4 separate regions of the Homo sapiens genome follow, and regions 1, 2 and 4 are each linked to region 3. The links are chromatin contacts, found by Hi-C or POLR2A ChIA-PET in ENCODE. All regions are on one chromosome and are shown on one strand. Each heading gives the region's core, a stretch centred on a gene start or an enhancer-like site at or near the end of the contact. The rest is flanking DNA. Distances are from core to core; before and after follow the strand shown. Region 1 overlaps ZBTB20 (zinc finger and BTB domain containing 20). Region 2 holds the start of ZBTB20-AS5 (ZBTB20 antisense RNA 5). Region 3 overlaps GAP43 (growth associated protein 43). Region 4 overlaps ZBTB20 (zinc finger and BTB domain containing 20).

Region 1 (2,773 bases), core at 60-2,559, 1.3 Mb after region 3:
ATAAAATAAATGCTTTTTCTGGTCATGTCCACATAATGATAGAAAAAGACACAAATCCAAGGGAATTGGAGAAATGTTCAGGAACTATTACTAATAAACCAGTTTGGCTGTGGTCTAGGGTCTGTGTAGTATAAGCTAAGTATTTGTTAATTTCATATCAGTTGCATTGTCCTGGGGAGAGGAGACCTGAGCTGACTGATAGCTGTGCTGTTTTACTTCCTATTCCTGACCCCATATAACAATTAGTAACAATTACTTTCTAATTCCCTTCACCCTTCTCTTCCTCATGTCCCAAACACACAATCACACCCTAAACTCCAGGACGATGCACCAAATCAAAAATCTTAGGCGTAGGATGAGTAAAGAGTTGGAGTAGAAAAATCTCTGCATGACACCTTCCCTCTTTAGCTACTAGAATCTAAGCTCTTCTTTTCACTTTTCACTTGCTACTCTAACAGAAACCTCCCATCACTACCCCCTCATCCGTACAGGCTGCAAATTTAAATTGTGATTTGAAATTTTATTTAAAATAAAATCTTAATAAGAGCAGGAAAGTTGAATGTTCCTTAATGTAGTCCATGAGTAGAAATTTAAAGTTGGAAGGAACCTTTAAGGCCTTCTAATCCAAGCCCTTTATTTTACAGATGAGGAAACTGAAGCCCAGAGAGGTGAAGTGAGGTGCCCAAGGCCACACAGCAAGTTAGAGGCACAGCTAGTACGGTAGCTCAAGTCTCCTGACTCCCAGTCCAGTGCTCCTCCCATTACTCCACGAGTCCTGTCTCTAAGCTTCCTGACAAATGCTAGAACGGTAAAACTTCCACTAGTATTTTTCCAGACCATGTTAAAACTCCTAAGGGGGGAAGAGGGATGCTTTCTTGGATAATGTCAGCCATACGTAGCTCAAGCTGTCTAAAGTTCTGGGACAGGGTCTTTTTATGCAGCCAACAGAGTCCAAATGTGGTGCTGTTTGCTTGGCCCATATGCTTTCATGTGTTCCCAGTTAGGCCATTACTGGAGGGAAAAAAAACAAGAATCAGCTTGTTTTAAAACAAGGGACATACTGGACTCCCTCCCATCCCCCTTCAGAAAAAAAAAATCAAGTTATCTTTAACAGATTCTAAAAATGCCTTTTCCCAAATATGCAGTCAGTTCCTTCAAAGGGCCCTTTGTTTATTTTCAGGAAGAAACCCAAGACAGCTGAAAACCAGAAGGCATCTGAGGAGAATGAGATTACTCAGCCGGGTGGATCCAGCGCCAAGCCGGGCCTTCCCTGCCTGAACTTTGAAGCTGTTTTGTCTCCAGACCCAGCCCTCATCCACTCAACACATTCACTGACAAACTCTCACGCTCACACCGGGTCATCTGATTGTGAGTACACCACTAAGGTGATGGTGTCTTTGCAGTGCTTGGAGTAGTGCTTCTACCCTGGGTTCTGGCTTTTCTACTTTCAGAGCGAGCTCTTTGCATTTGGTCTTCTAAAGCAGCCAAAAGTAATGTGCCACCATTTTCATTCAGCCAATATCTATAAGTTTGCAAAGCTAGAGTGTATTTAAAAGCCAGGTGACATGCCATTTGGCCTTAAAGGGCTGATTAATTACATAAAACACGTTCTTTTCATAACACTAACCCAGAAAATGAAGTTTTGTTGCTGGTATCCATTTATTCTTGATCTGGATAATGGCACTTCCACAATTACTAAATTGAACAACCAAATGTGGACCTCAGAAGGCCAGTTAGACACAAGGAAACATCCATTTTGAAATTACATAACACAAGTCAGATTTGCATTAGTTATTGGAGTCTCATGTAGCTTGGCTGAATTTCTGTCTTTCCAGTTTTTAATTTATTTTGAAGTGGTTAAAGGATAGCATAAATTTACAGAAGAAAAGAGAATGGCTTCCAAGAATTCAGAAGCCACCCAGACTTCACACAGCCAATGAGAATCCAGGTTAAAAATATTTTTTAATTAAAAAAACTGCCTAAGGGCTAAATTTGGAAATGGGCAGCTTAATGAGATCGTCGCTATTGAAATCACTTCTTTGCTGTTTATTTTTGCCATCTTCCCACTAATCTGGGAGTCACTTCTTCTAATTCTATTTTAAGCAAGTTGATAAATCACGTTTAGGAGATTTTTTTCTTTTTCTGAAATGTAACCCAATACTTCAGAGAAAAAGAAACATGTGTGTTGACAATGGAAAGGAATGAAATAACTTTGGAGTCGAATCCAAAAGAATATTCCTTTTAGTCTTAACATACCCAACAACTCTTCTGAACTGATCTCCATAAAGGATGTCTGGTAACATGCAAATAACTGGCATATTCTTCTTTAAAATGAGTAACATAAGACCTGCAAAGTTTTATTTCAAAAATAAAATTTTGTCCACAAAGACAAAAATTATTAGGAAATGAGATTCTAAATCTTTTATTGTTATTTTTCTGACAGAACAAATGTAAAATTCTGCAAAGAAGGCAAGAGACAATGGTCCAGGAGATTCCATTCTCTACTTGCTTCATCATGATAGTCTCTAAAGAGAGGGAAATGAGCTGGCGGCAGGATTGGGGTGAAGAGAGCTTGTTCTATTTAAGGTTGGGCTAAGACCATATTCTAGCCGTCACTAGAAAATGAAAAGGGAAGTAACGTGAGACAAATCTCTGTGGCCTATGTGATTTGAACAGTCGAAGTTGAGGCTTCTATAGAGAAACCAGGGGGCAGAAGCAGGGACTGTGTTCTGAGGACCGTCCTAATAGTCACATCCTTGGACCTTCTTGCCTG
Region 2 (2,787 bases), core at 265-2,764, 1.2 Mb after region 3:
CTCTCTCTCTCCGTCTCTCCTCTCTCTCCCTCTCTCTCTCTCTCTCCCCCCCCTCTCTCTCTTCCCCCTCTCTCTTCCTCTCTCTCAGTCTCTCTCTCCCTCCCTCGGTTGGTGTCTCTCTCTCTCTCTCTCTCTCTCTGTCTCTTGCTCTACTGTTTTTTTTTCCTCTCTCTCTCTCCTAAACGTGGTCTGCTTGCTGATGGCAGAATGGCACTCGGAGATTTGTGCATTGTGTCTGGTTTCCTACGGGCAGGCTGACCCAGTGCCTCCAGGGACTTATCAATAGACCACTCAGAAGAGACACAGACAGGAGAGAGGAGGAGGGGTGGGGGGAGAGAGAGAGAATCAATATCAAGAATAGAAGGAGCTCCGAAGCCATTTTTTTTTTAAAGAAGTATCGGGACTTGGGAGAGGGTGACAAAGAAGGTTTTTCAAAGAGGCAGTGGAGGAGGTTCTAATAAATTTGGAAGGAAACAGTTCCCTGTCTTGGGAAAAGGAGAACTCCTGACTGATTAGCATTCACACCAGGTATGAGATGTTCGCTACCCCTTATCACTGTGTCGCAACCGAGATGGAAAAGCCTTTTTTTTTTTTTAGGAGACCGAGGGAGCATGTATTTTGCTGTGTTTGTTGTTGGGGGGTAAGAGGGGCGGCGTGAGAAGCTGTGGGCATTTGTGTATGAGAGCAGAAAGAATGGAAGCAGTACAACGGGGGGTGGGAAAGAGTATGGAGTATGTTACTGTCTTCCCTGTCTTTGTGCACCCCTGGGGGGTTACCCAAGTTCATTTCTAGCAGGTGGATTTAGACGGGAGTTACTTAACGCTTGACCGCCAGTTTTGAAAAAAAAGAAAGAAAAAAACGCTGCTTCCTATGTCTATTAAAGGAAGCTCCAATTTCTCTCTCTCTCTCTCTCTCTCTCTCTCTCTCTCTCCCTTCTCTTTTCCTCTCTCTTCCTCTCTCTCTTCCTCTCTCTCTGCCCCCCATCCCTCTTCCCCTCTCTCCCTCTCCCTCTCTCTTCTTTTTTTCCTCTTCTAACCAGACAGCGGGAGGGTTTCTGGCTCCCAGCCAGCCCAAAAGCCTCTAAGTGTTTTGCACTTGTTTCAGGGAGTAGCTGCCCGGGGATTTTTCAGCATTTTCACTAGAGAACAAAGAGTTCTTTACAAAGGGAAGGGTGGGGGGGGGGGGAGTGAGCTTAATGTCTGATATATGTTTTTCTATTTTTATTAGTTTTTCGCCTAAAAAGAAAGAGACAGGAACAGAACATTCACTCTATAAAGACACAAAGACATTCAAAAGAAATCCAGTTATCTTTTCTCCCCATCATCCCAATATATACATATATGTACATGAAAAAATTAAAAAGAAAAAGACTAGTTAAGTTGCATATGTTGCTCTTTTCTCCTCTTTTAATCTTTCCAAATCCAACTGTTCTTATGCTCACTTTATGCTATTTTTTTTCTACTCACAATAAAAGTTGTTCAGGATGCATCTTCTCTTATCATGTCTTTACCCTTTCTGGGTCGCCAAAATCTTGTGGAAGAAAGAACAAAAGTCCATCAAATAATCAATTTGGTGACTAGAACATCTTCTACTTTTGCCACTTGGGTAAAAAGTTAATTATGGAATTTGGGTTCCCAAAATACCAATGGGGTACATCAGTTCATTCGATCTCACAAGTTTTTGCATCCATCTGTTTAAAAGGTACCACTTGTGTCACTTGTCAGTTATTAAGAAAAGGTAGTAAGGGAGCAGATATTTGTATTTTATTTTTGTTTCTAATTATGTAAATGACAAAACCCCCAGAGAGATTTCTTGCCCCTTCTATGATACACTAGTTCATGCAAAATATAGTCTAGATGGAGATTTTGTCAACGATTCTGATTGCCACGTAGCTTTGTGTTCTCCATTTCAATTTTTGCCTATGCATGTATATTTTTACCATGAATTTGTGTTGTAGCAAACATTTCAGAATGCTTATCATTTTCAAATTAATGCTCCAACAAAAGCAAAAAGAAATCAGATGTGAGCTGTATGTGTAAAATGTAGTAAACAATTTTATCTTTTATATATGCTGTACATTTATATCTTTATGCTAATATCCTGGATTTGTAAACCCAAGATAATGTTTTCTTTCTTAAAGTTCTCCTCTTAATGCATTTATATGTTGATTGTCACTTAGAAATCTTTTTAAGGTACATTATAGACACGAAACTAAACAAGGGGAACAATTCTCAAGCTCTACAAAAATCCTTAAATATATATTATGTACCATTCCTAACTACAGATAACTGTTTTGCTAAGTAGAAAACAGCTACAACAGTTGTTTCAAGAATCAGAAACTCTTTTCTTTTTTTTTCTATTAACTGAAAATAAAATCTATTCATATCCCTGGGGAGGGAAAATGTAGGGGAAAATATAGATATATACATTTTCCATAATTATAGAATGCATTTATGTAACTGCTTCTTAAGGGTGTAATACATATCAGGGCAGAGTGTGATGCTCATCAAAAAACCCTCCTGGCTGGGAGGTGTGAGTGCCTTATGTTTGAAGTAACTTGATAACAAGGAGTCTTTTCGGGAAACCTTACTATGTATGTGTTGCCTCAGTAATGATCCTCAGATAAAAAACAAGTACTAGGTGGCCAGTGTTAGCACTTGAACTCACTGAAAGATATTAGAAGTAGGGGAACTTTTGGCAAATCCAGAATTTTCCAGGGTAACTCACTTCTTACACTTACATGTTTTCTTTAGGAATATTCTTGAATTGCTTTCAGACTTTTCTGTA
Region 3 (2,834 bases), core at 4-2,503:
GAACTGTTAAATAAACCACCTCAACAGGAAAGCAGACACCATCCTTTAGGCATCTAATTCCTACCCTCTCAGAATGCAGTAACAAACCCTTCATGATTCAGCAAAAAGCTAAACATTCCCCCAAAGCCTCTGCGATGAAAAAAGTGAAAGATTCTAAAGAAATGTCTCCCTTCACAAGTTTTAAAGCCAAGTTTTTAGCTGTGTTGAAAATCTGAATGGAACTCACTGTCCTAGTTGCGGGGGAGGGGGCTGCTAAAAATAAATAAATAAGATACGCGAATCACTGTTATCCTCTACCACAGTTGGCTTCAACCTATTTAAAAAGAAAAAGAGGTCAGAAAACAGAGAGGGAAGGTTCTAACCCTCATGAGCTTCCTACACTCATCACTGGCAGATGCAGTATTGTCTCTCTACAGCTCGTCTACCCTCGTGGGTCTCTTCAGTCATCAGCTTTTAGGGATGGGGACCCATTCTGACCCTAAGAAGCTTGCTGCCTGACACCTTGCCCCTCTTCCCTTTTCTCTCTCTCTAATATTTTATTTTAATTTTTCGCTCTCCTTTCATGTGGACCTGAAGCCACTTACAGCCTGTGACAAAGCCCATCACATCGTAGTGTTTAATGTTCATTCACATTATTGAATGAATGAACAAATGCATGCTGGTGCCATGTGTTTCCAAGCGAAGAGGAAATCTCACACCAAGTCTAAATTTGGCCACGTCTACAATCATCTCACTTCTTTCCACCTGCTTCGTTTACCCTCCCCCCCGAAAAAGAAACTTGTGTGCAATTGTCTATAGAACCTGCATTTCATAGTGAGAAATGGAAAGTTCAAATGAAAAAGCCTAGAAAACTTTTTAAAAATAGTAATAATCATGAAAGGCCATTGTTTTCCAAATGGGGTCTCTGGCCTTCACTCCTCAGCTGTTTGTTCCTTCCTGTGCTGTCTTCTAAAGACAGAGCATTGCTGTTTAGTTTCCAAAGGTCCGCTTTTGCTGACAAAGAAACCTTCCTGCCGGCCGCTCTTCCACTCCCCTGGCCCTGTTAGAGAAAGAGGCGCAAACAGCCCGAAGAATGCTAAAGTGCTTTTTGCCGCCTCCAAGCAAGGAAAAAGTGGGCGGTACAAGAAGGTTACTTCCAATTGACCCAGCTTTCTCTCCTCTTCCCCACCCGCTGCTTAACCTTGGCTGACCCAGGGCTGCTCAGTCCCCGGAAGCAGGCTGCGGTTGCTGCTGCGGGTGGGAGCTGAAGGCGAGCGGGCCAAGAAGGGCGAAGGAGAGAGCCCGGCGCATCGCCCCTGGGTGCCCTCCTCCCGCGGAGAGACCTGGGGCCCTGGGCTGACGCTTTTGTTCTCCAAGCCCCTGAAAGAAGCAATTATCTCCCAAACAAGAGATTGTGGAGATTCGTTAAAAATGAAAGCGAACTCCCGGGTGTTCGGGGAGCAAGAGGCCTCCCCGGAGGTCTGCGGAGTTGGAGGAGGAGCCCCGCGGACCCCAAGCGCCGTGTCGCTGCCTCTGGGGGGCTCTCCGTGCAGCGGGCGGAGGCCGCGCCACGCCCTGCGGTCCCCAGGGTCTCAGCGGCTGAGGCCACGCCCGCAGCACGGCCGCGAGCCCGCGCGGGTGGGGGCGCAGAGAGCCGGTGACTGACGGCAGCCGGGGAGAAACAAAGAGATGAGATCACACTGCAGAGCCGCCGAGGGAACGCCTAAAGAAGGCAGAAAATGAGACGCGAAAAGGGCCTCATGGAGTCAGAACGCAGAAGGTGGGGTAGGAAGGCCAAGGCAGAGAAACGAAGCCCTGACTTGGAGAAGGGAAACCAGGCAGTTTGTAAGCCCAAGAGTAAGAAGCAAAGTGGGGAGAAGGAAGACAAGCCAGAACCAGCCCTACTTAGGAAAAAAAAACCAAAAAAGTTTGCTTCAACCCTCTCCTCTCCTCTGCTGCCCGTCACGTTGTTCTCTAAACTCTGATGATTTGTGTCAGTTCTTTACATCGTATTTTGTTTTGTTTGAGTCTGGGGTCTAAGGATGGGCTTCAGAGTATCCCTGAAGTAGTGTGCAGTATGTTTGGTTTATATGATTATTTCAGTGTTGAATGCTCATAGCTTTTTTATATGTCTAAGGTATGTAATACCCCGAAGAAGGTTAACTGTTTCTAGGCCGCACCATTGTGGAAAAGAAAAAACAAATAGAAAACAGCTAACATGGAAATGTTACCAGGGATGAGGAATTTAGTAATACCTTGTCTCTTTGGTTAATCAGATTAATACCAGTCATCTAATCAAAATAAACATTTTTGGCTGGGTACGGCGGCTCACGTCTGTAATCCCAGAACTTTGGGAGGCAGAGGTGGGGAGGATTGCTTGAGCTCAGGAGTTCGAGGCTAGCCTGGACAACATAAGGCAATTGTGTCTACAAAATATATTATTTCATATATTATTAATATATGTTACATTGGTTTTGCCTGGGGCTCCTTGAGGCAAGTCACCAAAGGAGCAAGGCCAAATCTCATCACATAAGATTATTAACTAGAAAAGACTAATTTGTTCTAGGGCCATACTTGTACCTGATAGCTTCTCACCCAACTGTAAGTTGATTAAGGGCAGTGACCTTATCTGGTTTGTCATTTTAACAGCAGCTCCTAGCATAGTCCGTGGGACTTAGCAGGTACTGAAAAAATATTTGCGAAAGAAATTAATGAATTAACAAGTGAAAGATAGTCTTCTCCCCATCTCCCCATAAACTGATCAATACCCAAGAGGCCCGGGATCAGTTTCACCATCTGGTGGTAACTATGGGTAGTTGAACAAAATCTCACCCAGTGTTCCTTTCTTCGTCCTG
Region 4 (2,700 bases), core at 33-2,532, 1.1 Mb after region 3:
AACAAATAATTGCTTAGTAATTCTCTTTGAGGTAGAAAATTCTAAACATGGAGGAACCATTTCCCCTTAATGGGAGCCAGAAATCCTCTAAGTGCTTGAAATGGCATTCACAAGTCTGAATGGTAAACAGATAAAAACAGGAGCGCACCAGTTGCACAAATGACTTGCTTGTCACAAACTTGTCATTGCAGTAATCTAACATTTCTTTCACAGAGCCCGATGGAAAGTATGGAACAAACAGGCCCTGCTGACGTTTTGGCTCTGCTAAGCCTTCCTCCGAGCTAAAGCATCTGCAGCATCTTCCTGTTCTAGACCCTTTATCTGCTGAAGTTAGCTGATACTGTACATGTCAGAGAAATGTTTGACTATTGCATTAACAAGTTGATGACAAGCAAGTTATTCCTGCAACTGAAATACTGCTGCTTTTAGCAGGCTGCCATTTTGACCTTCATTTTATTATGCAGAAGAACCCTAACAGAGCAGAGCACTGGGGAGAAACCAGTGTGGTTGCCCCAGGCCCATACAAAGACCACCTGCCTAGGGATTAGGTATAGTGGTACAGGGGGCATACCAGGCAGGTCCATTAGAAGTATGGAAGGGATTCCTTGTAAAACATAAATGTGAATACATTAGACGGTTTCAAAGATTGTTCTTGCAGGGGTAAAATGAACTGCACAGAAATAGATTTCTTCCTGCATCCTCTGAACCCCACACACATGTGCACATACGGCTGTGTATGCTTTATAGAATGATATGAGATGGGAAACTTAAATGAAAATTGTATATACCAGCTCTACACATAGTTTTTGTCAATTGTTGGAGTTCCTGTCATCAGTAGCTTCCCTTAACCTCCTCCTCACTCAGCATAATATCTGGAGTTATCTAAACCTAATCAGACCCATGCTCTTGTCCCCTCAAGAGCACTGTTATCTCCATTAGCCTCCTCATAGAAAATTTAAGCAGCCCTCTCTAGGACATCACCAGTTCATTTCCAACCTCAGCTGCCAGCAGGGAGTACTCCTACACTGTGTAACTTCAGCCTCTCGCCGTTCTGTTTGAGGAAACTTCCTCCCCTCAGGGACCCACACTTGGGGTTCCTCGAGTGTGTAGTCCAGAGGGTCCCAGCCTTTAACAGGAGCCTTGCCTGTAAGAGAAGCCTTGCCTATTGCCCCCTATGGTGTTTTGCCTTTGTTGATGCCATAGGTATATCAGCACTTGGAACAACAGAGAGTTTGCCCTAAGACTTTGGCCTTTTCATAAAACTGAGCTGCTCTTATTCACCAAGGTGTCAGCTGCCTTGTATTCTTTCTAGACGCTTCAGGTCTGTTAAGGGTACACTGATAGTGTTTTGTCTGATTTAAATATTGACGCAAAAAACTTGCATTCTCGTACTTATTTTCTGGCTGGTGCCCCAGGTACTTTCATTTTCAAAAGTTCTGTGTAAAAATGATAATCATTGTCCATCCATGAGAACCACATTTCTTGCCAAAGTGGTGATGAGGCTTAACTTTCTTTTAGACTTGGCAAATTGCACACATTACTGTCTCCAGGGTGAAATGTTTTACTCCCATCCCAAATATCTCTTGATGTAATCTATACCTTAGCTTTGTGGAACAACTACCTCAGAGGACAGGTGGGAAGGGTGTGAGAAGAGAGCCTTTTTTTTTTTTTAACAGAGTTAGGGATATTGTCCCTGGAAAAAGAGGTGAAGATAGTTTGAGGCAGCATTTAAAGTTTCTGCAAAAGGAAATACGTGAATGAACAATTTGAATTGTAAATGGAATTTCATCAGCTTTTTCTTTCTAAAGTTCCTAATAGGATTTCCATAATGATTTTGTGTTTTCCTTCTTAGTAGAACTTAAATGGCAAATAAATGATACACTATTTTTGATTTAGAAAAAAATAAAAATCTTTTCTGTGGGAGCTCTCTTTTTAAATACACATTAGGGGATAGATAATGGCAAACAAAAAAAAGTCTTTCTTCCTATTCAGATGGATAGCTATCAGTGTGTGTATGTCTTTTTAATATTTATTTATTTGCTTATTTGATCATTTATTTGTCTATTTATTGTAAGGAAATTAACAAAGGAAAGAAGAAAAACACCTCATGATAAATTAATCTCATTAGATACGTAGAATTTTAGGGCTAGAAAGGAGTTTGATGATCAAGCTATGACTTTATATCACACTCACTTTAGAAATGTGAATGTATGTGAATTTTGAGACCCAAAGATGTTTAATCAGATGAACCAAGATGCGCAATAGGATTGTGGCAGAGCTCGGCCTAAAACTTTCATTTCAGGCAATACTCCCTCAGAGATTACATTACATTTTTTAAAGCTTTATTTTAAACAAAGACAGTCTCATTTTAATAATTTGCACTGATGTGCTTAAATCTAATAGAACATTTGCTATTATAGTAACTGAGACCTCACATTGGTTACACCAACTAAGGAATATACATTTCAACAGTTTGAAGACATTTCTTTCTAAGCCGTTTCTTATTTGCATAGGGTAAGGAACCTTAGTTAGTTCAATTAATTTTTATCTTTTGTAAGATTTCAAAGAAACACTTGCACCGTTCCTATTTACCTAAAAACATGTTTTTTAAATGAATCTGTTTCTTTAATAAGTATTCACTTAAGTAGGTCATACTGTAACGTTCTTGGTGATAAAAAATCTTTTATCAGGATAAAAGAA

The links. A loop is a pair of places that touch in the nucleus more often than their neighbours do. ChIA-PET counts read pairs that join two places held with the same protein, here RNA polymerase II (POLR2A). Pooled maps may share reads with other maps.
Region 1: a map of cardiac septum shows a loop between it and region 3 (4-fold over the local background). The contact joins two enhancer-like sites. A Hi-C loop is called at or near these places in 1 of 168 maps with a recorded cell type or tissue (cardiac septum) and 2 of 50 pooled maps. POLR2A ChIA-PET finds 5 or more read pairs at or near these places in 1 of 52 experiments (OCI-LY7).
Region 2: a loop to region 3 is called in a map with no recorded cell type, with 5 times the contacts of the local background. The contact joins the promoter of ZBTB20-AS5 here to the enhancer-like site in region 3. A Hi-C loop is called at or near these places in 20 of 37 single-sample maps with no recorded cell type and 5 of 50 pooled maps.
Region 4: a pooled map shows a loop between it and region 3 (4-fold over the local background). The contact joins two enhancer-like sites. A Hi-C loop is called at or near these places in 3 of 37 single-sample maps with no recorded cell type and 2 of 50 pooled maps.

The regions. Positions count from the first base shown.
Region 1 is chr3:114,378,812-114,381,584 of GRCh38, reverse strand. It overlaps ZBTB20 (zinc finger and BTB domain containing 20), which reads left to right. Exons shown (of 12, transcript NM_001348800.3): 9 at 645-808; 10 at 1,181-1,368. The coding sequence starts at 798. All of the region lies in intron 7 of ZBTB20-AS1 (ZBTB20 antisense RNA 1), which reads right to left. Among named protein-coding and RNA genes, the nearest start is that of ZBTB20-AS1, 28 kb to the right of the region's middle. Within about 2 kb of position 1,309, at least 19 of the 41 ENCODE cell types and tissues checked have a DNase peak (open chromatin) inside an H3K27ac peak, as active enhancers do.
Region 2 is chr3:114,452,320-114,455,106 of GRCh38, reverse strand. It overlaps ZBTB20-AS5 (ZBTB20 antisense RNA 5), which reads right to left and starts at 1,514. Exons shown (of 3, transcript NR_121661.1): 1 at 1,467-1,514. All of the region lies in intron 7 of ZBTB20 (zinc finger and BTB domain containing 20), which reads left to right.
Region 3 is chr3:115,657,315-115,660,148 of GRCh38, reverse strand. The region is part of intron 1 of GAP43 (growth associated protein 43); the gene reads right to left. Among named protein-coding and RNA genes, the nearest start is that of GAP43, 35 kb to the right of the region's middle. RefSeq lists silencers at 1,213-1,282, 1,463-1,692 and enhancers at 614-1,485, 1,486-2,358. Within about 2 kb of position 1,253, at least 35 of the 41 ENCODE cell types and tissues checked have a DNase peak (open chromatin) inside an H3K27ac peak, as active enhancers do.
Region 4 is chr3:114,583,498-114,586,197 of GRCh38, reverse strand. The region is part of intron 6 of ZBTB20 (zinc finger and BTB domain containing 20); the gene reads left to right. Among named protein-coding and RNA genes, the nearest start is that of ZBTB20-AS5, 130 kb to the right of the region's middle. Within about 2 kb of position 1,282, at least 6 of the 41 ENCODE cell types and tissues checked have a DNase peak (open chromatin) inside an H3K27ac peak, as active enhancers do.